Linked DNA regions of Homo sapiens: regions 1, 2, 3, 5, 6 and 7 are each linked to region 4. The links are chromatin contacts, found by Hi-C or POLR2A ChIA-PET in ENCODE. All regions are on one chromosome and are shown on one strand. The core of a region is the stretch at or near the end of the contact, and the rest is flanking DNA. Distances in the headings are between cores, read along the strand shown. Region 1 holds the start of KNTC1 (kinetochore associated 1). Region 2 holds the start of PSMD9 (proteasome 26S subunit, non-ATPase 9). Region 3 holds the start of DIABLO (diablo IAP-binding mitochondrial protein). Region 4 holds the start of MLEC (malectin). Region 5 overlaps CFAP251 (cilia and flagella associated protein 251). Region 6 holds the start of SETD1B (SET domain containing 1B, histone lysine methyltransferase). Region 7 overlaps RHOF (ras homolog family member F, filopodia associated).

The links. A loop is a pair of places that touch in the nucleus more often than their neighbours do. ChIA-PET counts read pairs that join two places held with the same protein, here RNA polymerase II (POLR2A). Pooled maps may share reads with other maps.
Region 1: a loop to region 4 is called in a map of CD8-positive, alpha-beta T cell, with 37 times the contacts of the local background. The contact joins the promoter of KNTC1 here to the promoter of MLEC in region 4. A Hi-C loop is called at or near these places in 2 of 168 maps with a recorded cell type or tissue (CD8-positive, alpha-beta T cell and naive thymus-derived CD4-positive, alpha-beta T cell) and 11 of 50 pooled maps.
Region 2: a map of B cell shows a loop between it and region 4 (14-fold over the local background). The contact joins the promoter of PSMD9 here to the promoter of MLEC in region 4. A Hi-C loop is called at or near these places in 1 of 168 maps with a recorded cell type or tissue (B cell) and 8 of 50 pooled maps. POLR2A ChIA-PET finds 5 or more read pairs at or near these places in 1 of 52 experiments (activated B cell).
Region 3: a map of natural killer cell shows a loop between it and region 4 (10-fold over the local background). The contact joins the promoter of DIABLO here to the promoter of MLEC in region 4. A Hi-C loop is called at or near these places in 3 of 168 maps with a recorded cell type or tissue (naive thymus-derived CD4-positive, alpha-beta T cell and natural killer cell), 1 of 37 single-sample maps with no recorded cell type and 11 of 50 pooled maps. POLR2A ChIA-PET finds 5 or more read pairs at or near these places in 2 of 52 experiments (B cell and T-cell).
Region 5: a pooled map shows a loop between it and region 4 (4-fold over the local background). The contact joins the enhancer-like site here to the promoter of MLEC in region 4. A Hi-C loop is called at or near these places in 1 of 37 single-sample maps with no recorded cell type and 2 of 50 pooled maps. POLR2A ChIA-PET finds 5 or more read pairs at or near these places in 1 of 52 experiments (activated CD4-positive, alpha-beta T cell).
Region 6: a loop to region 4 is called in a map with no recorded cell type, with 17 times the contacts of the local background. The contact joins the promoter of SETD1B here to the promoter of MLEC in region 4. A Hi-C loop is called at or near these places in 9 of 37 single-sample maps with no recorded cell type and 12 of 50 pooled maps. POLR2A ChIA-PET finds 5 or more read pairs at or near these places in 2 of 52 experiments (B cell and OCI-LY7).
Region 7: a loop to region 4 is called in a map with no recorded cell type, with 4 times the contacts of the local background. The contact joins the enhancer-like site here to the promoter of MLEC in region 4. A Hi-C loop is called at or near these places in 7 of 37 single-sample maps with no recorded cell type and 7 of 50 pooled maps.

What each region holds. Positions count from the first base shown.
Region 1 is chr12:122,525,946-122,528,645 of GRCh38, forward strand. It overlaps KNTC1 (kinetochore associated 1), which reads left to right and starts at 1,304. Exons shown (of 64, transcript NM_014708.6): 1 at 1,304-1,406. RSRC2 (arginine and serine rich coiled-coil 2) reads right to left here and starts at 991. Exons shown (of 10, transcript NM_023012.6): 1 at 903-991. The coding sequence starts at 908. RefSeq lists an enhancer at 671-1,130.
Region 2 is chr12:121,887,396-121,890,095 of GRCh38, forward strand. PSMD9 (proteasome 26S subunit, non-ATPase 9) reads left to right here and starts at 1,395. Exons shown (of 6, transcript NM_002813.7): 1 at 1,395-1,599. The coding sequence starts at 1,462. It also overlaps a transcript of HPD not described here. RefSeq lists enhancers at 1,052-1,665, 1,299-1,698, 1,666-2,279.
Region 3 is chr12:122,224,640-122,227,451 of GRCh38, forward strand. It overlaps DIABLO (diablo IAP-binding mitochondrial protein), which reads right to left and starts at 1,413. Exons shown (of 6, transcript NM_001371333.1): 1 at 1,326-1,413; 2 at 1-5. The coding sequence starts at 1,375. LOC128125816 reads right to left here and starts at 1,925. Exons shown (of 1, transcript NM_001414998.1): 1 at 1,791-1,925. The coding sequence starts at 1,925. The coding sequence ends at 1,791. LOC101593348 (a long non-coding RNA gene) reads left to right here and starts at 1,803. Exons shown (of 1, transcript NR_103497.1): 1 at 1,803-2,812. RefSeq lists enhancers at 1-720, 1,130-1,179, 1,190-1,429, 1,483-1,777, 1,727-2,558 and 1 more and a silencer at 1,720-1,859.
Region 4 is chr12:120,685,876-120,688,575 of GRCh38, forward strand. It overlaps MLEC (malectin), which reads left to right and starts at 1,274. Exons shown (of 5, transcript NM_014730.4): 1 at 1,274-1,656. The coding sequence starts at 1,422. LOC105370029 (a long non-coding RNA gene) reads right to left here and starts at 1,274. Exons shown (of 3, transcript XR_945449.3): 1 at 979-1,274. RefSeq lists silencers at 393-492, 1,333-1,632 and enhancers at 653-762, 853-982, 1,077-1,578.
Region 5 is chr12:121,990,758-121,993,515 of GRCh38, forward strand. The region is part of intron 19 of CFAP251 (cilia and flagella associated protein 251); the gene reads left to right. Among named protein-coding and RNA genes, the nearest start is that of BCL7A, 30 kb to the right of the region's middle. RefSeq lists enhancers at 278-327, 1,410-1,509. Within about 2 kb of position 1,479, at least 13 of the 41 ENCODE cell types and tissues checked have a DNase peak (open chromatin) inside an H3K27ac peak, as active enhancers do.
Region 6 is chr12:121,802,559-121,805,258 of GRCh38, forward strand. SETD1B (SET domain containing 1B, histone lysine methyltransferase) reads left to right here and starts at 1,451. Exons shown (of 17, transcript NM_001353345.2): 1 at 1,451-1,675; 2 at 2,166-2,353; 3 at 2,560-2,658. The coding sequence starts at 2,180. LINC01089 (long intergenic non-protein coding RNA 1089) reads right to left here and starts at 388. Exons shown (of 4, transcript NR_152740.1): 1 at 73-388. RefSeq lists silencers at 996-1,245, 1,516-1,645, 1,686-1,745.
Region 7 is chr12:121,784,737-121,787,764 of GRCh38, forward strand. The region is part of intron 2 of RHOF (ras homolog family member F, filopodia associated); the gene reads right to left. Among named protein-coding and RNA genes, the nearest start is that of RHOF, 7.4 kb to the right of the region's middle. RefSeq lists a silencer at 2,618-2,667. Within about 2 kb of position 1,280, at least 23 of the 41 ENCODE cell types and tissues checked have a DNase peak (open chromatin) inside an H3K27ac peak, as active enhancers do.

The sequences.
Region 1 (2,700 bases), core at 54-2,553, 1.8 Mb after region 4:
CAAGTAGCTGGGACTACAGGCGTCCGCCACTACGCCCGGCTAATTTTTTTGTATTTTTAGTAGAGACAGGGTTTCACCGTTTTAGCCGGGATGGTCTCGATCTCCTGACCTCGTGATCCGCCCGCCTCGGCCTCCCAAAGTGCTGGGATTACAGGCGTGAGCCACCGCGCCCGGCCAACGAAGGGTTTAAATTTAAAGGAACAAGGTCAGTGACAAGACTTAACTGTAACGCTTCTCGGACTTCAAATTGATTACATCACGGGCCACTTCGGAAACCGCGCATCAGTCAGAATTGGTAGTTCCACAACCTTTTAAGTTGAATTTTCACTCCCTTTCAGCAATACCTTCCTAGCTCGTTAATACACAATAATAAGGTTTACACGGACGAACACTAATTGAAATTATGCAACTAGAAGCATCTCATTGAGCGTACAAAAAAAAAAATAGCTACAAGTCGCTCTCTTCTCCCACACTACCCTTTACAGACACTGCCTTTTTGACCCAATACTTTTCAGAGACCACTCCTGATCGTCTTTCTCTTCCCCAGCCCCTTTCTCCACCGCAAATTCTCAGGCCCTAAAAAAAACTTAGAATAAATCACTAGCCAGGGTGAATAAGCGAAAATGGAGGAAGTTCAGTGAGGCGAAAGGAACGTAGGGTTGGGGAAGAGAGGAGGAAAGTTCTGGAAAAAAAAAGGCACTCCCTGCGGCTCCCCACCCCCACCAACACCGCCTTACTTCCCCCTCCCTACAGCAGGCAGCCATGATGGCGGGCGCAGAAGAAGGCCGCGGCGCCATTTTGTCTACACACATACACACGAACAAGGTTCTGGGAGCCGTTCACCCACTGTTGGAACGTAGCAGAAAAATATCCCTGGCTTTAAACTCAGATTCGGTACCTACCGCCATAGTTCAGAGTCCCGGCCGCTAGAGCGGCGCCTCCACTTGTCGCTTTCAACAGTACCGGCCGCTCCGAAGCTTCGCCTCAGACTAAATCGCTCGCGCGAGAGACCCGGATGGCACAAAGGCGAGGAGGCCCGGCGCGTCGCACAGCTTGCTGGGAGAAAAAGGGGCGGTAACAAAAGTTTCTATAACAACGCAATTCGAGGCGGTGATTGGGTGTTCTTTCATAGGGGAGTGTAAAGACCGTGAAGAGGGCGGGGCCAAGAATACACCCCCGGAATGCGCAGTCGGGAGAACGGAATGGGCGGAACTCAGGGTGGGGCAACTTCCTATTTCGAGTCTAAAGTAATCTTGGTCTCTTCCGGCCGCCGTAAAGGGGTTGGGTTTAGTGTTCTCCCGCCAATTTAAGCCTGTGGCATGGAACCTAAAGACTAGAGGCGGTTGTGTGAGTCAGGAAGAGGGGCCAGATATCTGAGTGTTCCTCTTTAGTTTCTTCAATTGCAGGTGAGGACGGGGAGCTGCGCTGTGTAGGGAACTGGGGGTGGGTTCAGGACGAAGTAGCTGCAGCCTCTGCTCAGTTCCTGTTGTTTTCCCCTTGACGCTGGCAGGAGAGAGGTTGGAGTCGGTTTTTGCTGGCGGCGATGTCCAGCGGAGAGCGTTTAAGTATGGAGGCCTAACTGACAAGTGTTTCATCTTGCTCATTCTCTCGTATTCGCGAATCTGTTCTGCATTCCGCCGCCAGAGTGATCTCAAAATTATAAAATCAGACCACTCGTTTGCTGAGTTCCCCTTCTACCCCTTGTACTGAGAATAAAATTCAATCTTGAGGTCGAGGTTTTATTGGACTCCACTGCTCTCTCCCTCACTGTCTTCTGCTTTTGCTTTGACCCGGCAGCAGCATCAAACGCTTCCTACCCAGCCTCCGAGTCTTTGCACTCTGTTCCCTCTGCCTACGTCGCGTTCCGCCTAAGTTTTGCGTACTTCTTGTTATTCAGGTCTCAGCTCAGATGTCACCTCCTTCCCTTCCCAAACAAATCCTTCTTCAGCGACGCCTCACCTTATCCATTTAATCACTGTTTCCTTCAAATCATTTAGCACTTTTTGTAATTATTTGTGCAGTTGCTTTTTTGTGGAGGTAGCATAACAAGATACGTATTAACAATTTTATTTTTGTCCGTTTTTCCCGCAAAAACATAAACTTCATAATGGCAAAGACATTTTGTGTTCTGTTCAAGCTATATTCCCAGTTCCTAGAAAGGTGTCTGGCACATAGTAAATAGGTATTCAATAAACATTTGTTGAATAAGTAAATATGGCAGTTACGGGCGGTTTCTCTATTTCACAGATGTGGGAAATTGAGACCCATAAAGGTATTCATTCCAACCTGTCCCTCCTTCTTCATCTCCTCACTCCCACCCAAACACCAGCCACTGAAACTTCTCTATTCTCCAAACATGTTTTGTTTCTGTTCCCTTGCTTATGCTCTTAGGAAGAACTCTTTAAACATTTATAAAACTATGATCTTCAATTCTCAGCCCAATAACAAATTAGCTAACACCTAAAATTGAATGTTTGCCATCAACCAAGCATTGTTCTGTGAACATTTAAAACTCAAAACATTTGGAGGCTGAAGCAGAAGGATTGCTTGAGCCCAGGAGATCAAGGCCAGCCAGGGCAAAATAGTGAGACCCTCGTCTCTCAAAAAACCAGAAGTGAAAAATAGAAAACTCCTTCAGGTGGGTACAACTAAATTAGTCCCTTGGTATTGGTATCCATGGGAGATTGGTTCCAGGACCTC
Region 2 (2,700 bases), core at 145-2,644, 1.2 Mb after region 4:
TTTTGAGGGGTGCGGTAGCTCACTCCTGTAATCCCAGCACTTTGAAAGGCCGAGCTGGGCTGGATCACTTGAGGCCAGGGGTTCGAGACCTCAGCCTCCTGAGTACCTGGGATTACAGGTGTGTGCCACCACACCCGGCTAATATTTTATATTTTTGGTAGAGACAGGGTTTCACCATGTTGGCGAGGCTAGTCTCAAACTCCTGACCTCAAATGATCTGCTTGCCACAGCCTCCCAAAGTGCTGGGATTATAGGCATGAGCCACCACACCTGGCCCATTGCATTTAGTTGATGCACATCTTTAGTGTTCTTAAATCTAGGCAATTGCATATCCGCCTCCTTTCTCTGTCCCCCACCCCTTATTCCCCATGTGTATTTCACAACATTGACTTTTTTTGAAGTTTTCAGGCCAGTTGTTTTGAAGTATGTCCCTTCTTTTGGATATGTCTGTTTTCCAATGATTAGATTCAGGGCAAACATGTTTGAATACTACACAGATGACCGCTGAGCCCTTTTCAAGACAAAATATTAGAGGCACATGGTCAGATATCAAAGTTGATTGTTTAGGTAAGCTGGGTTGGAATTTTGGCCTCACATTTTGCTAGTTGGGTAAATTGGTTATTGAGACGGTTTTCTCAGCTGTCAAATTGGGATGTAATAATCTAGCTTCATGAGGTTGTTGAATTAATATATGTAAGGCATTTAGAACAGCGTCTGGCACATTATAAGTATCAATAAATAAACACTGTTACCGTTATTATTATCACTACGATTTTTAGAGGCCTTAACAGGAACATCCAGCACCTTCAACAGTATATGGCTCATAGGAATCATTCCATGAATATTTGTTAGCAGAAGGACAGCTCTATGAGATAGATTGCTATCAATTACTGCCCCATTTTACAGATGAGGAAACTGAGGCCCAGAGAAGCCAAGTAGTGACCTAGGGTCACACAGATTGCCGTTAAGTGGCAAGATACGGGGTGTGTACTCAGGCATATCGGATCTGTAAAGTGAGGGATAAGGAACCTTAATGTATTTTGTAAATCCTCCAGGGCTGTGTGGATGTGAAGAACTGAATTGGAGCGCCACGCAGCGGTTCTCTGGCGTACAGTATCCATCCATACAGTAGGCGCTCAATAAATGTCTGCTGCACGAATGAGAAAATGAGTCAGCTGGGGCGAGATCATCCCCTAGCGTTGGTGTGCAATTGCGTGGGGATCCATTGCTTCCGACGCTACTCCTGCCGGGTCACCACAGGCGCACGTGTTCCGGCAGGGCGCGGCTTCCGGTGACCCAGCTCCGCCCTAAGCCCCATCCCAAGCCCCGCCCCTTGACTGTTCTCGCGTTCGCGGACGGCTGTGGTGTTTTGGCGCATGGGCGGAGCCGTAGTTACGGTCGACTGGGGCGTCGTCCCTAGCCCGGGAGCCGGGTCTCTGGAGTCGCGGCCCGGGGTTCACGATGTCCGACGAGGAAGCGAGGCAGAGCGGAGGCTCCTCGCAGGCCGGCGTCGTGACTGTCAGCGACGTCCAGGAGCTGATGCGGCGCAAGGAGGAGATAGAAGCGCAGATCAAGGCCAACTATGACGTGCTGGAAAGCGTGAGTGTGGGTTCGGGGCGCCCCAAGTCGCCTAACCCGGCCCGGAGTCCCTGGGGTACTGGGATGCCAGGGCGGCCTCAGTTTGGGCGCTCCGCAACGGATCTCCCTGGGAGGCCCAAGGCGCCGCAAGTGCGGCCTCTGTCGGCACAAGAAGGCAGGCAAAGAACTTTAGCAACTGAAGAGTTAGCCATATTGATATCCAGCAAGAGTTTGTGGAGCCCTGCTGTGTGCTAGGCGCTGGTTTAAGTGCTGTGCATTGTTGAGTTAATTTAATCTTTGCAACAACCCTTTGAGGTGGATGCTGTTACTCTTTCCATTTTAGGGAGGGGGAAACAGGTGTTACTTGGTGATTAAACAGCTGTCATGTGCCTCGCTGACTGCCTTATCTTAATTTTGTACTTTTTGTAAAGACAGAGTCTCACTGTGTTGCCCAGGTTGGTATCGAACTCATGGCCTCAAGCGATCCTTCCACCTCGGCCTTTCAAAGTGCTGGGATTACAGGCGTGAGCTACTGCACCCGGCATTTGCTGATTGTATCGTGAATTCTTAAACTTCAGTGTGTATATGAATTACCTGGGGATCTTATTAAAATGCAGATTTTGTTTGAGGCAAGGGAGCAGATTCTGCATTTGTAGCAAACTCCCAGCAATGCTGATGCTAGTGGTCTAAGGACCGAACTTTGAGTTACAAATAAGGCTCATCATCCTTATTGCATAAGGAGGAAACTGAGGCCCAGAGTGGGGCAAACGCCTATCTAAGGTCATGTAGTTCGGAAGTGGCAGTGGTGGGTCTGGCTCAAAAGCTGATGCAGGTTTTCTTATGCCATCTAGTGTAAAATCACAGATCAGTTTGCAGAGGAAGATGCAATTAATTATGCCCAAGTAGGGTGGGATGGAATGCATTTTAGGTGATGTAAGATGAAGTTTCTTTTTTTTTTGTCTGAGACGGAGTCTTGCTTTGTCACCCAGGCTGGAGTGCAGTGGCTCAATCTCGGCTCACTGCAGCCTCTGCCTCCTGGGTTCAAGTGATTCTCCTGCCTCAGCCTCCCGAGTAGTAGGGATTACAGGCGAGCGCCAGTACGCCAGGCTAATTTTTTATTTT
Region 3 (2,812 bases), core at 163-2,662, 1.5 Mb after region 4:
TGTACCTGGAAGTAGAAGTCAGATTTCATAAGGCACGACCGCCAATCTGTAACAGGCTCTTGGATTTACTTGCAGGGGCTGTAAACTCAAACTCGAGCCAAGCAGGAACCTAAATGAGGATGCAGGACAGCTGAGGGGTTTTGAAATTTTCAACATACACCAAGTTTAAAATGTTGCCTCAGGCAGGGTGTTGGTGGCTCACGCCTGTAATCCTAGCACTTGGAAGGCCAAGGGCAAGGCGGGAGGATCACTTGAGCCCAGGAGTTCACGACCAGCCTGGGCAACATGGCTGGCAACATGACCCCGTGTCTATTAAAAAAAAATAAGTAAATAAAGGCCGAGGCGGGTGGATCACTTGAGGTCAGGAATTCGAAATCTGCCTGACCAACATGGTGAAACCCCATCTCTACTTAAAACACAAAAATTAGCCCGGAGTGGTGGCACGCTCCTGTAATCCCAGCTACTCGGGAGGCTGAGGCAGGAGAATCGCTTGAACCTGGGAGGCAGAGGTTGCAGTGAGCCGAGAGCGCCCCACTGCACTTCAGCCTGGGCAACAGAGCGAGACTGAGTCTCAAACAAAACAAAAAGAAAAAAAAAAATTAGCCGGGCGTGGTGGCGGGCGCCTGCAATCCCAGCTACTCGGGAGGCTGAGGCTGAGAATCGCTTGAAGCCGGGAGGCACAGGTTGCAGTGAGCTGAGATCTCGCCACTGCACTCCAGCCTGGGCGACAGAGGCAGATCTTGTCTCAAAAAAATTAAAATAAAATAAAATGTTGCCTTTAAACTTTTTAGAAACGGATGCCACAATAACCGCTCCTGCAGGCAGAATTTAGCTCTGGACCCCTGGCCTGGGTGCCAGTTGTGTGTGACGGTCCCGCTACAATCGCCCAGGAGCCTGCAGCGCTAGGTAGAGAGCCCTGCGCCAGCTCCCCCGGCCCCTTCTGCCCTCGGGAGGACGTCTTCAGACGCTCGTCTCCCTTCCCGGACTCCCCCCATGCCGTGTCCCTCCTCCTCTCCACGTCTCCTCAGGGACTTCGAGTGGCTGACGAGGGCTGGTCAGGAGGCGGAGCAGCCCCAAGAAGGCAGCCCGGGGTCTCGGGGACTCGTTTCTAGAAGATGGACGAACTGAAAAGGAAGCCGGGCTTGACCCAGGGGGCGGAGGCGGGGCTGTCCTCAGTCCTCCCGACCGGAGCGAGACGCCGCGACCCAGCTGGGCGGACGAGAGATGAGCGCGTAAGGAAGGCGGGCGCCGTGGGCCGGGCCACAGCGCTGTCCGCGTCGGTCCCTCCCTCTGGTCCTGTCCCCTCTACGCGGCCGCAGCGGTACCTGAAGAATGAAGTTACGCTGCGCGACAGCCAACTCTTCAGAGCCGCCATTGTGCAGCGCGCGGACGCCAGACGCACACGCCGGAAGTGACGCAGCTTCGTGAGCGCGGAGCGGGGCACGGCCTCCACCTGAGAGCGCCTCGCCCCATAGCCACGCCCCCACCCAAGGAAGCAGTCGGGATTGGGCAGGCAGGGGGAAAGGGGGCGAGGCTTAGGGCAAAGGCTGTAACGGCCGCGCAAGGCAACCAACCGCCGGAACTTCCGCGCGGGGCGGGGCATATGCAGGGCCTGAGGGCGCGGAGGTGGGTCCGGCGCGGAGCTGAGTCGGGCGCCGTGACGCTGGCGGGTGGGCGGGGACTCAGTTCGGGCCAGGGCTTGAAGGGAATTTCCTGGTGAGTTAGGGAGGCGGGGCCGGGCGGGAGGCGGGGCCGGGCGGGAGGCGGGGCCGGGCGCGGCGACGGCGCTGTCACTTCAGCACCAGGAAGTAAGTGGTCCAGCCGGCCAGCAGCAGCGCCCCGATGAGCACCGTGTAGCTGAGGAGCACGAAGGCGAGCAGCTCCCGCAGCAGCTGCAGCACGTGGACGGTGGACGAGGCCGGCATCGCGCTGCGCGGGAGCCCCAGGACGGTCGGCGGCCTGCCGGGCTGGCGCCGTCCCAGAGGGGCGGACGGGAACACACGAGGTCCTGGCCCTCGAAACAGCAAACGAAGGCCAGGAAGCCCACAGTGCCGACCTCCCCAACAGCCTCCTGGACGCTCGCTTCTCGGTTACACTGGAGAATCCTTCTCAACCCAAACTGCCCTCGTTCTTCGGCTCTGATCCGGGCTGAGGAGGCAGAAGCCCGGCTCTTCCCCGCGCCCCGCAGCTGCATGAGTTTTCCTCCCTGGCCCGCTCCTCCCACCACCTCCTGCATTTTTAATGCTGTGAGTGCCGCTAATGCGCTGGTGGAGTAAACCTTTCTTTTCCCGTCACTCAAGCTGCAGCCCCAGCTGCGGCCCTGGCTGGAAGGGGAAGGGGAGAGAGACCCATTTGGGCAGGAGGAAGGCACAGGCCCAAACCTGCTCTTCTGTGAGTCCCCTGGCCCCAAGGCTTGCCAGCAGCAGAGCTGGAGGATCTTTGCTTTGTGGTCCAGCATGCTTGCCTTCTGGCCAGCTGGGACTGCAGGGTGCCAGGTGGTGGGTGGGCATCAATCCGATCCTGGGCTCACCCCCGCCACCGTGCTCTGTGCATCTGCCCCAGCCCTGCTAACTTCCACCAGAGACGACATCAGACAGTAAGAACCCCACACCAGCTCATCAGACAGTAGGAACCCTACAACACCTCCAATGCTGCTTTGCCCAGCCACTCCCCACAGTGTCAGGCACTGGCTTCCTTCTCTCCCCACCTCACTTACTTGGCAAAGTTTCCACGAATCTTCCACCCTGAAGCTCCGCGGTTCTGTCTGCTCTGGTGCCCAAAGGTAGCTTGTGTGTATTCTGCGATCTCGGCA
Region 4 (2,700 bases), core at 24-2,523:
TAAGTAGTAGGTAGGATTGGTAGATAAAATACAAGAAGTCCAGTTGTTTAAATTTTAATAAACAATGCATTTTTTTTTTTAGTATAAGTGGGTCCCATTTGCTTATCTGAAATTCAAATATAACTGGGCTTCTCCTATTTTATCTGCCAAATCTGACAACCCTGGTAGCAGGGACTTGATACATTTTTTTCCTTTTAGGGAGAATTTCTAAATCGACCAGTATTTATGGAAAATGCATAAGCGTTTTTTTGTTTTTTTTGTTTTTGCCTTGACTCTGCCCTACACTTGCGGTGCGACCCTTTGGCAAAATTCAGTCCCTTTCTATGCCTCAGTTTCCCCATCGGAAAAATGGGAGTTTGAACAGCGACCGAAGCGCAGGGATCGCCAGTGTGGGAGAGCGCCAGGTGAACTGTGAAGGAGCAGGGAGGGAGTTCGGGCCGTGCCCGTGCGGGACAACCCCGGTATCCACTCTGGGCACCGCCGGCGGCGACTCCCGCCAGCGCCTAGGGTGCCTCGGTCCCGCCCCTACGCAGCGGAGGCCGGCCAGAGGCCGTCGCCATGGAGACGCGAGCAGCCTGGCACCCACTCGCTCTCAAAGCCACGCGTTTCCGCTGCGTTGGAGCCTTCTCATTGGACGGCCGTCTGGACGCTACCACCCGCCCCGAGCCCGCTAAGGGGAGGGGGCGGGGCCTTATTCTCATGGGATTCGTTCCCTGGAGACCTGTGTCCGCGGCCTCTCTGGGAAAGCATGGGTCCTCTCCCTCACGCGGGGAAAAGGACTGCGTCTCTTAGGTCTGGAGAGTGTCCATTGCTTCTCCTACTAGAATTTATGCTCATGCTGCTCCCTGAGAAAAGAAGAGGGGGCGGGAAAGTCGGCCACGCCCCCTCCAGAGCCTATTTGGTCTCAGGAGCTAGAGCACCGGAAGTGCTGGCGACATGTCAGTGCGCCCTACCCTAAACCTTCCCCCCCCAGGCCACCTTTCCCATTCAGCTGTGGGATTCCGGGGCCGCCTGGGCGCTGCACCCGCCACTTCCGCATCGAACCGCCGCTTCAACCGAACTCACTCCCTCTGCGCGCGCTCCATCTGGTGCCCGACTGCTGGGCCGGCGCCTGGGAGAAGCCACGCCCTTTCCCGCGCCTGACAGCCAATGAGCGGGCGCCTCCCGGCGGGGTGGTGGGTAATTAATGAGGGCCGGGCGCTGATTGGCTGCAGCGTCGTGGCCGGGGGCAGGGCGGCGGGGTAGGTTGTTCCTGAGGTGGGAGGCGGTACCCGTGGCTGAGAAGAAGGAGGCCTGAGAGCGACATGTCCCCGGCGGCTCAGGCGGAGCGGCCCGTGGCGCTGTTTTTCTGAGTCCGGGGTGGCCTGGCAGCCGGCCGAGGACGAGGGTCGGCGGGGGCTGCCCCCGTGGTGGTGGCCGCCATGCTGGGAGCCTGGGCGGTTGAGGGAACCGCTGTGGCGCTCCTGCGACTGCTGCTGCTGCTGCTGCCGCCGGCGATCCGGGGACCCGGGCTCGGCGTGGCCGGCGTGGCCGGCGCGGCGGGGGCCGGGCTGCCCGAGAGCGTCATTTGGGCGGTCAACGCGGGTGGAGAGGCGCATGTGGACGTGCACGGGATCCACTTCCGCAAGGACCCTTTGGAAGGCCGGGTGGGCCGAGGTGAGAGTCCCCCTGCCGAGCCGCGGGATCCAGGGCCTGCTGTGCTGGGCGCAGCCGGCCGGGGGCTGCGGGCCCCGAGCCCCTTTCGACCCTGGGGCCGCGTCTCTGGAGCGAAGTTTCTCTCTGCAGCTTCTTCGGGGGCCCGCTCTGAGCTCAGGGCCTGGCACTGGCTCCAAGGTACCTAGAGTCATACAGGCAGAGAGTTGGCCAGAAGTTAGTTATATTTGGATTTCTCATCCTGCATTTTCTCAACCCCTCACTCCCATCCAAGCTGGGAGAGAAATGACGAAGGCGGCCTTTTGCTACCTCCAGGCCTCGCGGGTTGTAGGTCATGGGTGCCCCTGCTTCTCCTGTCGAGACAGTTCTTGGGAGATTCTCGTCGACCCAGGAATCGGCCGCTTTCCTTGCCCCTTCTGCAGGAGCGGGGCTTGATTCTTAGCCAGAATAGGAAGGAATCTTCGAAGAGAATGGGCCAGGAAAGTTTGATTGTAGCCTCCTCCCCCGCCCTCTTTTCGAGCGAAGAATATGTGTGCTTAAAAGTAGAATCGGCAGGCCGCCCCCAGAGGGTGGTTCTATCGAAGCCATCCTGCACGTGAGGCTGGTGGCTGTGTGTGAACTGGGTCAACCAGTGTAAGAATCCGAATGGTCTATCAGAGAATGCTTACAACCTCCCCTAGGTGATCCTGAGAGTTCTAATTCCAGCTTAGGGGGAAAATGATTGTGACTTAACTTGCTGGGCAACAGTGGTTTTTAACGGAGCTGCTCCCTTCCCAAAGTTAGTGTGTGTCAGAATTGCCAGGGCAGCTGGTTAAAAATGCAGATTCCTAGTCCCCACTCGAAATTGATTATAGTAGATTGAGCTTTTTTGCTGGGATCCAGGTTTCTGCACCAGGGGCTTGTGATGTAGGTTGCCCCGAGACCACCGTTTTGGAAGATCAGCTTTATAATCTTTGTTTCTTCTGTTGGAGGGATTGGAAAACAGGTTTCAGAAGGAAGTTCTTTGCTAGGAGATTGATACTGTATGCTGGGTTCAGAGGCTACCAA
Region 5 (2,758 bases), core at 229-2,728, 1.3 Mb after region 4:
GCCCCAGCCTTGTGCAACAGAACCTAGGGGTGGAGTCTAAGCATGGACAGTTTTTAAAGCCCCAGGCAGCCAGGGCTGAGGACCTTGGCGATGGAGCCTGTTAGTTCGCTTTCCTTGTGTATATCGTCTCTTGAGCATCTCTTCACATGGCCCAGACCTTAATAGACACTGAATAAATATTTGCTGACCCCAGTGACTAAGATTGAAAACCAGAATGCAGAACTGTTCTAGTAATAATTGAGAGACTTGTATTTCATTGGCTTTGCACTAAACCAAATGCTCAGTAACTACTAGTAAATCGAGTAAAATTAACTAGGGCACTAAATGATTATTCTAAGCTTCTTGTGAGTTTCAAGAGAATTCTTTTTGTGGCCTCACTTGTGTCCACATTATTTACTTCATCATTCATTCATTCATCCATTCATCCATCTATCTATCCATTCAGTAAACATTTCTCTGAGCCTCTATAATGTGCCAGGCTCTGAACTAAGCTGCCGGGGAAATAGAGATGAAAGCTCTGGCTACAGCTTAATGGGGAAAACAGATGTGAGCCCAAAGAATTAGAGCGTGCACCGCAGCTGCCACCCATTATTACTCTCTACTGAAAGTCACAAGCTTGGGGCTGATTCATTTTGGCACCAGTATCACCTCCGTGAACCCCTGTGGTCTAAGAGCAGCAGTATTCAAAGTGTGGTCCCCAGACCAACAGGATTGACTTCACGTGACCTAGGGACTTACAAGAAATGCAAATGGTCAGACCCTATCCCAGACTCAGAAACCCCCCAGGTGGGACCAGCAGTCTGTTTGAACAAGACCTCCCGGTCATTGTGAAGCCTGACATGTCAGCGAGCCTTTGCCTTCCAGCCATGTTTCTCAAGCTTGGCTACGCATTCAAATCATTCGAATGAGAAGCTTCCAAAAATTTGGTCCCCAGACCAATTAAATCAGGATCTCAGCTGGTTGTGGTGGCTCATTCCTGTAATCCCAGCAATTTGGGAGGCCGAGGCAGGCAGATCACTTGAAGTCAAGAGTTTGAGACCAGCCTGGCCAACAGTAGGAACCCTGTTGCTACTAAAAATACAAAAATTAGCCAGCTGTGGTGGCGCGCGCCTGTAGTCCCAGCTACTTGGGAGGCTGAGGCAGGAGAATTGGTTGGACTCAGGAGGTGGAGGTTGCTGTGATCCGAGATCACGCCACTGGACTCCTGCCTGGGCGACAGAGTGAGACTATCATCTAAAAAAAAAAATCAGGTTCTCAGGGAATAGGATCTGGGCCTCAGAACTGTTTAAGCTCTCCAGGTGAATGGAATAAAGCCCCGCCTTAGCAGGCGTGAGAATGCCAATCAAAGGCCAGGCTGACTGACAACCACCAGTGCGTCTGGGCCGCTCAGCTAGGACTCCTGCTTCTCTCAAGCCATCTTCACACGGGGGCGTTCAGAACAAGCTCTGCGTTCTATTTCCAGCTCCGAGGTTCCTCTCCCAAGCATGAACTTTGTTCAGACAAGTAGCAGAACCTGCCTTTTCAACGAACACTTGCGAAGTCGGCTCAGGAAGGAAATGTCAGTGATGCCGAAGCTGCCAACTCCGTGCTTGTTGAGTAGTGATTCTTGATCAGTCATACGGGAAGAGAGAGTAAGAGGTGAATCACATGCTGAGTGGTTTGTGCTGTGAATGTTTGCTGAGCTCTTTGGAACTCTCTGGGTATGAGTAACTCAGGCCCTTATGAATTCCTTTTGTCGTCTTAGTCTCCTGTTCTGAACTGAGTTAAATCATATATTACATTGGTAATTTATATATATTTATATATATTATTTCTTTTTTTTTTCTTTTTCAGACAGGGTCTTACTCCTCACTCCTGTTGCCCAGGCTGGAGTGCAGTGGCACAATCACGGCTCAGTGCAGCCTCCACCTCCCGGGCTCAGGTGATCCTCCCATCTCAGCCTCCCAAGTAGCTGGGACTACAGGCACATGCGCCACCACGCCAAGCTAATTTGTTGTCTTTTTTGTAGAGACAGGATTTCACAGCCCAGGCTGTCTCAAGCTCCTAAAACGATCTACCCACTCCAGCCTCCTAAAGTGCTGGGATTACAGGCGTAAGCCACCCCACCCAGCCAAATTATAATTTATCTTATGTTATGATTACATGTATTGTAATTAGCAAGTGCATAGAAAAATATAATCACAAGAGCTCTCCCTCTCCCTCTCCCACTCCCTCTCCCTCTCCGTCTCCCTCTCCCTCTCCCTCTCCCCACGGTCTCCCTCTCATGCGGAGCCGAAGCTGGACTGTACTGCTGCCATCTCGGCTCACTGCAACCTCCCTGCCTGATTCTCCTGCCTCAGCCTGCCGAGTGCCTGCGATTGCAGGCACGCGCCGCCACGCCTGACTGGTTTTGGTGGAGACCGGGTTTCGCTGTGTTGGCCGGGCCGGTCTCCAGCCCCTAACCGCGAGTGATCCGCCAACCTCGGCCTCCCGAGGTGCCGGGATTGCAGACGGAGTCTCGTTCACTCAGTGCTCAATGGTGCCCAGGCTGGAGTGCAGTGGCGTGATCTCGGCTCACTACAACCTACACCTCCCAGCCGCCTGCCTTGGCCTCCCAAAGTGCCGAGATTGCAGCCTCTGCCCGGCCGCCACCCCGTCTGGGAAGTGAGGAGTGTCTCTGCCTGGCCGCCCATCGTCGGGGATGTGAGGAGCCCCTCTGCCTGGCTGCCCAGTCTGGAAAGTGAGGAGCGTCTCCACCCGGCCGCCATCCCATCTAGGA
Region 6 (2,700 bases), core at 201-2,700, 1.1 Mb after region 4:
CAGATTAAGACAGCTCCAAGCTCCCCCCACCCACCCATAGAACAAAAAGAGGAAAAAAAATATGTCATTTACTTAGGTTTTTTTGGAATTCAAAACTGTTAACTGCTGACATGAATGGTGTGCTATGACCTAGTTATACAAGACAAAGATGGATTCCAAGTCATAAGGAAAAATCCAGATCTTTTTAAAAAGTCTTCTCCAGTCTTCCAACTGTGAGTCCTTGGGCCTGTTGACAAATGTTAAACACACTGAGACGTCCTGAACTGGATGGTAGAGTCAAAGGAAAAACATTCCCCATTTGCAACAAAGGAAAAACCCACTTGGCCATTTAATTCCATTGCAGAAAAATGGCTTCCCTCATCTGTTGGCCTCTCCTTCGTGTCTGATGAAGGATGTTTTGAGATCAGCGTCTAATAACTCAAGCCCTATAGAAGCCGCGCGCTGATTGGCTGCCGCGCCCTGCCGCCCTGCTCCAGCCAATTACCTACCCACGGCCAAATTACAAACCCCGAAAAGAGCCCCAATATGAGCTACACCAGCTCCGAGCCCCGGCGAGGCGGCTCCTGCGCCTCGGCCGCCAGAGAGGAGCGGCAGAGGGGGCTGCAAACGCGTCCTCGCGAAGCCCGGGAGCCTCGGAGTTGAACTCACAAAATGGAAGCCGCGCGCTGATTGGCCGCCGCCACTCCCGGACCTTTAATAAAGAAAGGGGAAGGAAAAGATAAATGCAAAAAAGGGGGACTCTCTCCTCCGCGGGTGGCTGGAGGAAGGGGGGGAAGCATGTGTTCAGGACAATTACAGGGCGCTCCCCTCCAAAAATAAAAACAGAAGAAGGCGTCTATCGCCCAGGTCCAGGCGAGGGCTGCATCCTCCCAGGAATGCGAATGCTAACGTGGTGAACCCTGGTCTCCCTTCCCCAGCTCAGCTCCGGGGAGGGGGTCGCGGGCCGCAGGAGGAAGCCGGAGCGCAGATACCTCGATTGCAACTCCTCTGAGTCGACGCCGGCCTCCCCCCGCGGCTCCCAGCGTCCACACACACCCTCGGCCCCCCAGACCCCAGCCATCTCCCCGGGCCCCGCGCGCCCGCCTCCGGCCCGGGCAGTTTGGAAACAGTTTTGCAGGCCCGGGACGCACGCCGCGGCGGTCGCGGCTCTGAGGGTAGTCCCGGCCGCGGGAGGTAGAGCCCGGGGAGACCCCCTCCCCCGCCAGCCAAGACCCCCACCCCAGTCCCAGAAAAATAAATAAATTAAAAGGCCTTCCCCCGGGGAGGGGGAGGCAGTGTGGGAGCGCGCGAGTGAGGGGTGGGGGGCCGCTGGGGCCCGGGGCTTTGGCGGCGCAGCTGCCGCCGCCGGGAGAGTGCCTGGGGAAGCGGCGAGGAAGGAGAGGGGAGGAGGAAGAGGAGGAGGAGGAGGAAGAGGAGGAGGGTGAGCGCTCGGGTCGGGCTCCTTAGCGGTGTATTGTGGGATGTGCGGCTACTGGGAGCCGAGCCTCCGCCGCCAGCCGCCTCCCGGGCAGCAGCAGCAGCAGCGGCGGCGGCAGCGGCAGCAGCTCCGGGCCCGGCAGCCGCGGCGGCGGCGCCCCCCCTTCCTGGCCCCCGGTCCGGCCGCCCCGGCCTCGGCTCCCTCGGGGGACACCATGTACTGGCTGGCGGCGCAGGGAGGCCGGCGCCCGGCGGGGATGTAAGCGCGGCTCGGGGAGGGAGAGGCCGCGGCCGGCAGCCGGGCGGCCCAAGCCCCCGGCCCCGGCCCTGGCCCGAGCGGGCGAGCGGGCGGGCGGGCGGCGGCGCCGCCAGGCCCTGCCGCCAGCCTCGCGCCAGAGCCGGGCCGAGCTAGCGGGTGAGCGCCACGCCGGGCGGCCGGGCGGGCACCATGGGCCGGAGTCCGCGTCCTCCGGGCGCCCCGGGCCCCGCCAGCCCGCCCAGGGGACCCCCGGGAGCCCCTCGCTGCCGCCCCGAGACGGTGGCCGAGCGGGCGGGCGCGTAATTCTCCCGGAAGGGTTATTCTCTCGCTCCATTCTTGTTTTGGGGGGAGCCAGCGAGACAGCTCCTTTCGGGGCGCGCTGGCAAGGTGGGAGGGGGTGGGGGCCTGCCGATTGGATTCTTTCGCGTGTGTGTAGAAGCGGCCGCCGCCGCCGCCGCGGCGGAGACGACAACAACTTGCTGGTTTTCAGGTTGGGTTAACGGCATGGAGAACAGTCACCCCCCCCACCACCACCACCAGCAGCCCCCGCCGCAGCCCGGCCCTTCGGGCGAGAGGAGGAACCACCATTGGAGAAGTTACAAGTTGATGATTGACCCGGCTCTGAAAAAGGGGCATCATAAACTGTACCGCTACGATGGGCAGCATTTCAGCCTGGCGGTGAGTAGCCGGCGCGCCCCCCCAGCCGTGCCCCGCGTCGTGTCCGGGGAGACGCGCCTAGCGGCCAGGGACCCCCCGCCCGATCCCCCGGCCAACTGTCAGACGGGGCCCCAGCCCTGGAGTTTGACAAGTGCCTCGAGAAAGGGGTCTGCCCATGGGGAGGGGGACCAGTTCTCTCATCCCGGCCCCCCAATTTCTCCCCACAGATGTCCAGCAACCGCCCGGTGGAAATTGTCGAAGATCCCCGGGTCGTCGGGATCTGGACCAAAAACAAGGAGCTGGAGCTGTCGGTGCCCAAATTCAAGGTAGGACCCCTCCCCACTGCCCCGCCGTCCCTCCCCCACCTC
Region 7 (3,028 bases), core at 30-2,529, 1.1 Mb after region 4:
TGATACACACTAACGTGCTATTTTGTTTTGTATTGTGCAAAAATAGGTTCTGGTCCTTTAAGATGTAACAATGGGGTTCACAGTTCTGGCATAACTTATTCCCTTTTACAAATATGGCCGGAGTGAACAGGTACATTAGTCCCCCTAACCCACAAGGGTGGATTCCAAGACCCCCAGTGGATGTTTGAAACCACAGTCTAGAACTCTAGATACGCTGTTTTTTTCTATATGTACACACCTATAAGACAGCTTAGTTTATGAATTAGGCACAGTAAGAGATTAACAACAAGAATAAAATAAAACAGGGCCAGGCACCGTGGCTCACACCTGTAATCCCAGCACTTTGGGAAGCCAAGGCGGGAGGATCACTTGAACTCAGGAGTTCAAGACCAGCCTGGCTTGTTACCGAGCCAGCTACTGACTGACTCACAGGCAGGTGGTGTCTCCAGCAGGGATACACAGAGGAAGGGGCGAATCATATCCCGGGTGGGATGCAGCAGGACAGCGCACGATCTCATCACGCTGCTCAGAGCAGTGCATGATCTAAAATTTATGAATTATTTCTCGAATTTTCCAGGTAATATTTTCAGACCTCAGGTAACTGAAACTACAGAAAGTGAAACCGTGGATAAGGTTATAAAATGGGGCCCCCTTGGACGTCTTCTCTCATTTCTTTTTTTCTTTACTTTTTTTTTTTTTTTTTTTTTGGAGACAGGGTCTTGCTCTGTTGCCCAGGCTGGAGTGCAGTGGCACGATCTCAGCTCACTGTAAGCTACGCCTCCTGGGTTCAAGTGGTTCTCCTGCCTCAGCCTCTTGAGTAGCTGGGACTACAGGCAGGTGCCACCATGCCTGGCTAATTTTTTTTGTATTTTTATTATTTTATTTTATTTTTGAGACGGAGTCTCACTCTGTCACCCAGGCTGGAGTGCAGTGGTGCGATCTCAGCTCACTGCAACCTCCGCCTCCCGGGTTCAAGCGATTCTCCTGCCTCAGCCTCCTGAGTAGCTGGGACTTGACAGGTGCCCGCCACCACACCAAGCTAATTTTTTGTACTTTTAGTAGAGACGGGGTTTCACTGTGTTAGCCAGGATGGTCTCGATCTCCTGACCTCGTGATCCGCCCACCTCAGCCTCCCAAAGTGCTGGGATTACAGGTGTGAGCCACGTGCCCAGCCTTTTCTTTTCTTTGTTTGTTTTGAGACAGAATCTCACTCTATCGCCCAGGCTGGAATGCAGTGGCGTGATCTCGGCTCACTGCAAACTCCGCCTTCTGGGTTCACGCCATTCTTCTGCTTCAAGCCTCCAGAGTAGCTGGGACTACAGGCGCCCACCACCACGCCCGGCTAATTTTTTTTTTATTTTTTTAAGTAGAGACGGGGTTTCACCGTGTAAGCCAGGATGGTCTCGATCTCCTGACCTTGTGATCCACCCGCCTCGGCCTCCCAAAGTGCTGGGATTACAGGTGTGAGCCACAGCACCTGGCCTTTTTTCTGTATTTTTAGTAGAGACGGCGTTTCACCATGTTGGCCAGGCTAGTCTCAAACTCCTGACCTGAGATGATCCACCTGCCTCGGCCTCCCAAAGTGCTGGGATTACAGGCGTGAGCCACCATGTCAGCCAAGGTTGTTCCACTCTCGTCACACACAGCAGAGACAAGGGTTGAGACTTGCCCACTGGGTTTGGCAACTATGGCATGCAGTGACATCAGGACAGGAGGTGGCGGGGCAGGCATCAGGCTGCAGTGGGTGAGGGAAGAAGTCAGCCCCGGGGCGCTGGAGGCAGTCACACCCTGCCTGCCTTTCCTGGGGCCTCTGCCCTTGCTGTTCACTCCTCCAGAAGGCTCTTTCAACAGGGAGCAGTGTGGCTCCTTCCCTCCTCTCCTTCAGGGCTCTATGGAATGTCGCCTCCTCCCAGAGACCTTTCCTGACTGCTCTGAAACAGCTTCCTTGGCAGTCTGCCCCATGACAGTGGCTTTACTCATGGCTCTCACCCCTACCTGATTTCACAATACTTCTCTGGGGCCGGGCGGGGTGATTCACACCTGTAATCCCAGCACTTTTGGAGGCTGAGGCAGGTGGATCACTTGAGGTCAGGAGTTCGAGACCAATCTGGCCAACATGGTGAAACCCTGTCTCTACTAAAAATACAAAAAACTGGCCGGGTATGGGGCCAGGCACGTGTAGTCCCAGCTACTTGGGAGGCTGAGGCTGGAGAATTGCTTGAACCCAGGAGGCTGAGGTTGCAGTGAGCTGAGATCGTGCCATTTCACTACAGCCTGAGGAACACAGCGAGACTCTGTCTCAAAACAAAAACAAAAATCAAAAACAAAAAAAACAGTAATTCTCTGGGTTTTTTGGTTTGCCTCTCCTGCGGGCAGGAACCACCTCTGTGCTGTTCACTGTTGGGTCCCTGGGAACACAGGCGAGCTCAATACCTGTTTGGTGAAGGAAGGCTCAAAGGAAGGAGTGGTTGAAGAGGGTTAATCGTCATCTCTCTGGCTTTAGGTGCCCTGCAGCCTTGGCAAGGGCATTCCACTTCCTGACCTGTGTTCATTCAAGCAGCCACCCTGGGAGGTGCGCTGGGTGGGGACAGTTCTTCCTGTTAAGAACGCAAGTGGTGGAGGGGGCCTTTGTCAAGGTCAGAGACAAGCACCCTGTGAGCCAGAGGCCAACCAGTCCCCAAGGTCAGCTGCCTGCCAGGCCATTCTAAAAGCACCAGTTCTTCCAGGAAGCTGTCCCCAGCCTTCCCAACCGGGAATTAACCTCTGGGCCTCAGTTTTCTCATCTGTGAAATGGAGATGTGAAAAGTGAGCGAGCCTTGATGACAGTCATAATAAAGATGGTTAATATCGACTCTCTTTCTCTCATATAAAAGTCATGGTCTAGACCGGGCGCTGTGGCGCATGCTTGTAATCCCAGCACTTTGGGAGGCTGAGGCGGGCGGATCGCTTGAGGTCAAGAGTTCAAGACCAGCCTGGGCAACATGGTGAAACGCTGTCTCTACTAAAAATACAAAAATTAGCCGGATGT